Linked DNA regions of Homo sapiens: region 2 is linked to region 1. The links are chromatin contacts, found by Hi-C in ENCODE. All regions are on one chromosome and are shown on one strand. The core of a region is the stretch at or near the end of the contact, and the rest is flanking DNA. Distances in the headings are between cores, read along the strand shown.

Evidence for each region. A loop is a pair of places that touch in the nucleus more often than their neighbours do. Pooled maps may share reads with other maps.
Region 2: a loop to region 1 is called in a map of naive thymus-derived CD4-positive, alpha-beta T cell, with 8 times the contacts of the local background. The contact joins the promoter of TMEM135 here to the promoter of ME3 in region 1. A Hi-C loop is called at or near these places in 2 of 168 maps with a recorded cell type or tissue (naive thymus-derived CD4-positive, alpha-beta T cell and transverse colon) and 7 of 50 pooled maps.

Annotation. Positions count from the first base shown.
Region 1 is chr11:86,671,237-86,674,296 of GRCh38, forward strand. It overlaps ME3 (malic enzyme 3), which reads right to left and starts at 1,380. Exons shown (of 15, transcript NM_001161586.3): 1 at 1,088-1,380; 2 at 526-722. The coding sequence starts at 708.
Region 2 is chr11:87,036,363-87,039,294 of GRCh38, forward strand. It overlaps TMEM135 (transmembrane protein 135), which reads left to right and starts at 1,572. Exons shown (of 15, transcript NM_022918.4): 1 at 1,572-1,824. The coding sequence starts at 1,684. It overlaps LOC105369422 (a long non-coding RNA gene), which reads right to left and starts at 1,433. Exons shown (of 5, transcript XR_007062827.1): 1 at 1,262-1,433. RefSeq lists an enhancer at 1,047-1,547 and a silencer at 1,204-1,593.

The DNA.
Region 1 (3,060 bases), core at 130-2,629:
ACTTTTCCATCCTTGCTCTCAAATTAATCTTTTTCTCAGAATAATAATCATAACCTTATTTATTCTCCCACTGGGTACCAGGCACTGTTCTAACGTACCCCCATTTTCTACCCGCATTTTCTCTTTAGATCTCACGACATTCCTAAGACAATTATATCTCTTTTACAGATAAGGAAACCTAGGCTCATGTAGGTTAAATGAACTGCCCAAGACCAATAAAATTAGTAAGCATCAAGGGGAGAGCTGACCGCAGGTCAGACTGACCGCGAGGATCTAAACCTGGTCTGTGTTGTTACTGCAGAAGAAATTAGGCTCCCTGCATTACTGGTCGCCTCTCTCCACGCATAAAAGGGAGAGGAGGGACAAGAAAGCCAAACCAAGTCACAACAAGCCCCTGCAAGGCAAAAACAGAAAAACCGCTGGAAGGGCGCCCGGGAGGATCCTTTCTGGGTCCAGGGGGCGGGGCGCAATTTTCCGGCAGCCACGGGATCGCAACGCGGGCCGTCCTGCCCTCTGGCCCATTACCTTGTTGAGATGAGGGTTCCTGGTGACATCGTATCCGCGCTTCTTCAGGGGCACAGGGCGCGCCGGGCCAGGCTTGGAGTGGCAGCCTTGGGCGGGCGCGGTGGGTGTCCAGCGCGGGAGGGCGCCGCAGGCCCGGCCCGGCCAGGGAGCCAGCCGCGTGCCTGTCCCCAGCGCGGCACCCATGGTCCTTGGCAGACCTGGCACGGGAGAGAAAGCAAGGTCAGGGCCTCCTTCCAGCCAGCCAGGACCCACGCGCGCTGCGGGGCACCGGGCCTGATCCGGGGACGCGCCCTCTGGGAGAGGGCAGGTGCTCCCAAAGGGTTAAATGTTCCAGCCCCCGCCACTCCTCGGCTGCCACCTGCTCGGCTCCGCGCGGGGCGCCAGGCCTAGCCAAGAGCCAGGCAAAGCGAAACCAAGCCCTGGAAGCAGATCCGGTGCGGGTGACAGCCGGCGCCACCCCTGCCCCCATCCCTGTGAAAAAGAGGCGACTGCGCGGCGAGGGGTCCCCGTACCCCTAATCCCGCGTGGTGGCTTGCCTCGGTCCTCTCCTTCCCTGGCCCACCTGCGCTGCTCGGGGAGCTGAGGTCTACGCGGTCCCGCTGCGGAGCAGGCGGGGTGAGGAGCTGCGGTCTGTGAGTCCTCTCCCGCCAATGGGTGGACCGCGCTGGCGGCCGCGAGCTCGCGGAGCTGGTGAGTTCCTCAAAGAGCGGTCCCACAACCTTTGTTCTCAGTGCCTGGCTTCCCCTGAGGACGCGCGTGGGGCGCCTCAGCACTGCGTGCACGTGGTTTTCCCCAGTGACAAGAAGCAGCTCAGAATGCCCGCCTGAGACTCTCCATCTTGGCAAGACTAAATGCACAGAGGGGGATTTGCGTTTGGGGGTCAGCATATCCTCGCACTCTCCCAACATTCGGGGAAGGGCGTGCCTTCAGGATTTGGAGTAGAAATCCTCAGGCATTCGGTGCTCAGTGTTGCCTTGTGCTGTCCAATATAATAGCCATTCGCCACGTGTGGCTATATAAACGTAAATAAATTAGTCTATATAGAATAAAATTTAACATCCAGTTCTGCAGTCACGCTAGCCACATTTCCAGTTCAAGAGCCACTTGTATGCAGATACAGAACATTTCTGTTTTTGCGGATACTTCTATTAAGCATCATTGACATAGGAGCCACAGTTACTAAGAGGACTTCTGAGGACCCCATGGAGTTTGCCATGGGTTATTGGGGCCAGACAGGGATCTTGGGGTCCATCTAGCCCCAAACTTAATTTTATACTTTCTCCACACAGTAGTCAGGAGATTCCTTTTAAAGCAAACACTTTGTTGTGTGTGGAATAAAATCCAAACTTTCAGGGCCTACAAGATTTCCCATAAACTGGCTCTTGCCAGCCTCTTCAGACTTATCCTACTCTACTCTTTCCTTCTCACTGATCTCTGGCCATACTTGATCCTTCCTGTGTCTTCACCCCACTTGGTTCCCTCCCACTGCAGGGCCTTTGCACTTGCTATTGCCTCTCCTTGGAAGGCTCATACTCCAGCCTTGCAAACCACTACTTCATTCCCACCTCTCAGTTCTCCACTAAGTTGTCAACTCGAAGGCCTTTCCTCTATCCCATTCAATGTCAGCCTGCACTAGGAACTATAGAGTGAAGGGGTTTTTCTCTTTAGAGAACTTAACACAGTCAGTAGCGCGCTTGTTTTTCTGATTGTTTACTGACTATCTCCTGTCTAGAATGTAAGCTTCATGAAGAGAGGCTCTTTGCCTGTGAACCTGTGTGTCCTCACTGCCTAGCTCACTGCCTGGTATGTAGTTGCACAATAAATAGTTGTTAGGTGAAGGGAAGTGGCAGCCACTTTCATAAGGATCGTGAACCCTTAGACTTACTGACAGACAGTTGGCACGGTCCTCTGCTGACACCCCTTCAAAGCTCCCGGTGCCAGCATTAGCCCCGTTGTAAGTACCAAGCAGACATCATGGCCCATAATGTGCTAAGGGGTGCTCCTGCCTGAGTTCAGGATTCCCTCATCCCTTCAGGAATAATCGTCTCCTCCTGCAGTCTCTCTCCTCCCTGTGTAATATCTAATTTTCAACTTGAATGATCTACGTAAAATAGTTATTTCCAAAACAGAATTACAATTACCTGGTAGGAAATAAGGATGGGGCAAAAATACAGCTTTCCAGGCCCCATCCATGAAGATTCTCATCCAGTAGGGTTTACATCCCTGAAGTCAGGTTTACTCTTGGACTGCATATTTACATAAGCTTATAAATGATCTTTTTTTCTGCCTTAAACCAGTTTGTGTCAGATGTGTGATTGTGTGCAACCAATAGTATTAACTAAATCCTTTCAACACTATTTTTATATTGGCACTTCTTCCCACCAGTCAACATCTTTGGGGGGCAGAGATCATGTGTGTTTCCATCTTTGGTATCTAGTGCATGCAAATATTTGGAAATTGATTGTTGAACCAGTTTGCCCTTGCTGAATACAATGACCTTTCCCTCCCCTGGAGGATATCTAATAGGTAACTTTA
Region 2 (2,932 bases), core at 322-2,821, 370 kb after region 1:
AAGCGATTCTCCTGCCTCAGTCCCTGAGTAGCTACGATTACAGGAGCGTGTCACCATTTCTGGCAAATTTTTGTATTTTTAGTAGAGACAGGGTTTCACCATGTTGGCCAGGCTGGTCTCAAACTCCTGACCTCAAGTGATCCACCCGCCTCAGCCTCTCAAAGTACTAGGATTACAGGTGTGAGCCACCGCGCCCGGCCTCTCTTCCCCTTTTGCTGGTCTTCCTGGCTAGCATGTTGATGTCATGTTATTTTCTAAGTTAGGGTGGAAATCACAGGTAGCAGATGGCATAGCAAACTGTCACAAAGAGGCTGGGATCCCTAATCGTTATGGAGCCACCATTTTATTCTAGGACTGCCTACCTTTACCTGAGAGAAAGATACTTTTATCTTTTTGCCATTGTTGTTTTGGACTTTTCATCTGAGTATTTCTCTTTTATTTTCTTCAAACAACTACACCTATCTGATATTATCTTGTTCAGTTTTCTTTGTTATTTTCTGTCTTCTCCCTCTAGAATACTAGCTTCGTGAAAATAAAAATCTTGTCTCTCTTGTTTCTGTTTGTTTCCTTAGCACAGTGCCTGGTAAATAGTAATGACTCAGTAAATATTTGTAGATGAATGAATGAAGACTAGAAGATTCGAATGGAATTCTTCTAAAGGTAGTTCGTTTCTGCTTTAAGAGACTATGGAATTTAGAAATCCAAAGAAACTGGCAGGTTTGTTACATGTGAGGAGATTGACAGAGGGGTTATATGACTCAAGCAACACAGGACCCTTGTCTTGCTAATTGTTGGCCAAGTTCCCTAGCCAGGTCTGAGTTCTAACACACGACTGCCGCCTCTACTGTGTGTGCTGTTTGGTTGATAAGCACCTATCAAAGATGCTGTAGACAGGATTGCTCCGTGGCCTAAGGTTTGGACAGGATGACCTATTGCCCTTCCCCACACACGGTCGGGGTATGAACATAGCTGAGACTTTTCAAGCCTTCGCAGGTATCACAGAGCTTGGAAAGCCCAGCACTTGGGGGTAGTTAGTTGCAACTAGCAGGCAGCCCTAGCTGTTTATTACCTGGGACTCTCGGGAAGGCAAGCTCCCGGTGCTGGGGAGGACGTTTGTCCCAGGCATTCCTCTGGCAACCCTCTTCCTCCACCAGCTCCCAACAAAGACATTTAATCCCTTTCTTCCACTACCCTCCGCTCTACTTGGCTTGCAGTTGGAAGCTGAAGTACAATTTGACCCAAGCCACCCCCTACTGCGCACCTGCCATAGCGCTTGCGCCCCGGAGCCGGGCACGGCGTCGCGGGGGTGGGGAGGCGGCTCGTCCCCGAGCTGCGCTCCCTCGCGTACAGCCTCGGCTCTGGGTGCGAAGATCCTCTCTGCCTCCGCTCACCCAGCCGCGCCGCCGCGCGGGAACGCGCCCCAGCGGATGCCCTCTTGAGGGAGCGCGCACGCGCCGCCTCTCCCCGCCTCCCCGGTGCGCGTCCCGCCCCCTTGAGCTGCGATACGCCGAGCGCTCAACATCCGAGGACTTTGGCCCAGAGTAACCCCGCTCTCGTGACCTTTCCCCTCCATTCCGCACCTCCGAGTGCTGGCCGGGCGAGAGGCTGGCGGCTGGGCTCTCGCGCCCCTCCCTGCAGGGCTCAGGCTCTCCCCCTCCTGTCTTCTCCGCGCTGTTCCTCGTCATGGCGGCCCTCAGCAAGTCCATCCCTCATAACTGCTATGAGATCGGCCACACTTGGCACCCTTCCTGCCGGGTCTCCTTCCTGCAGATCACCGGGGGCGCCCTGGAGGAGTCCCTGAAGATCTATGCTCCTCTGTACTTGGTGAGACCCGTCACCCGTCCCGCAGGGCGAGTTTAGTCTGGAAGATGGGCCGGGGGCTGCAGTTGGTGCTCCCGAGGGGCTCTGGGGGACTTGCCTTGTGTCGGGCTCTCTTTTGGAGGGGTCGGAGTGTTTTGGGGGGTCGGTAGGGGGAAGGGGGAGGTCGCAAGGGAAGGATATACCAATTCCTGCAAGGGAGAAGGAGGAGGGGAATTAGAGATTGAGCTGTCATCTGAATGCCTGTTGCTAGGAAGAGGATGGCTCCCAACTTTTAGAATTAAGTTTAGGACACTTAAAAACGTTAATTCAAAGACCAGCCTTATTTTCCTCTGGCCTGCCTTGTGATGGAGAGGTATTTGTAGGTCAGCGAGGCTATGAGAAGGACCTGCAATCTTTCCTCATCTAGTTTCCCCTGTTTTATTTTGCTTTTTTTTTTTTTTTTTTTTAATGAAGAAGGCATATTTGGCCCTAAGTCCCTGTGGCCTCAGATCTTGACTCAGTTTTGAGATGACAGGATTGTGATTTGGGGGTTTTGCAAGTGTTTTTGCAAGTTCACAGAACAGACTCCTGGGTTGAGATTGTGTGTGGTGATTTAAAGGGTGATGCCAGTCTTTCAGTCAGTGAACTTGGTTAGGACATCTGACTTTGTGTCACCTAGGACCTTCTGTTACACAACTTTACATACAGGGCAATTAATAGGGAATATTTGGCAGTATGTATATGTAACACTGAGGACTATTAAAGATGCTCTTAAATGTTCTCCGCAAAATCTTTTTTTCAATAATCTTATCCTTGATATTAAAGATTTATTATTACTTTGGCCATTGAAGTGCATTGTCTCATTTTCTTGCCTTACAGTTTGTGTCCTAAGAAGACAGATCATATTTTTTGTATGTCTTCTAAAAGTTTCAATATTCAGCAGATGATCAATTATTATTTCTCATTGAAGTAATTTAGATTTATACCCTAATGTTCCTGAAAGTGTGTCATGGCTGTATCTGTAGTACTTCTTGAAAAGTCTGATTATGTATTTCAGAGATAACACAGGAGAAGGTGATGACTTTGTTTGAGGTTGCAGGCACCCATTTCATTTTTATTGTATAGACTGATG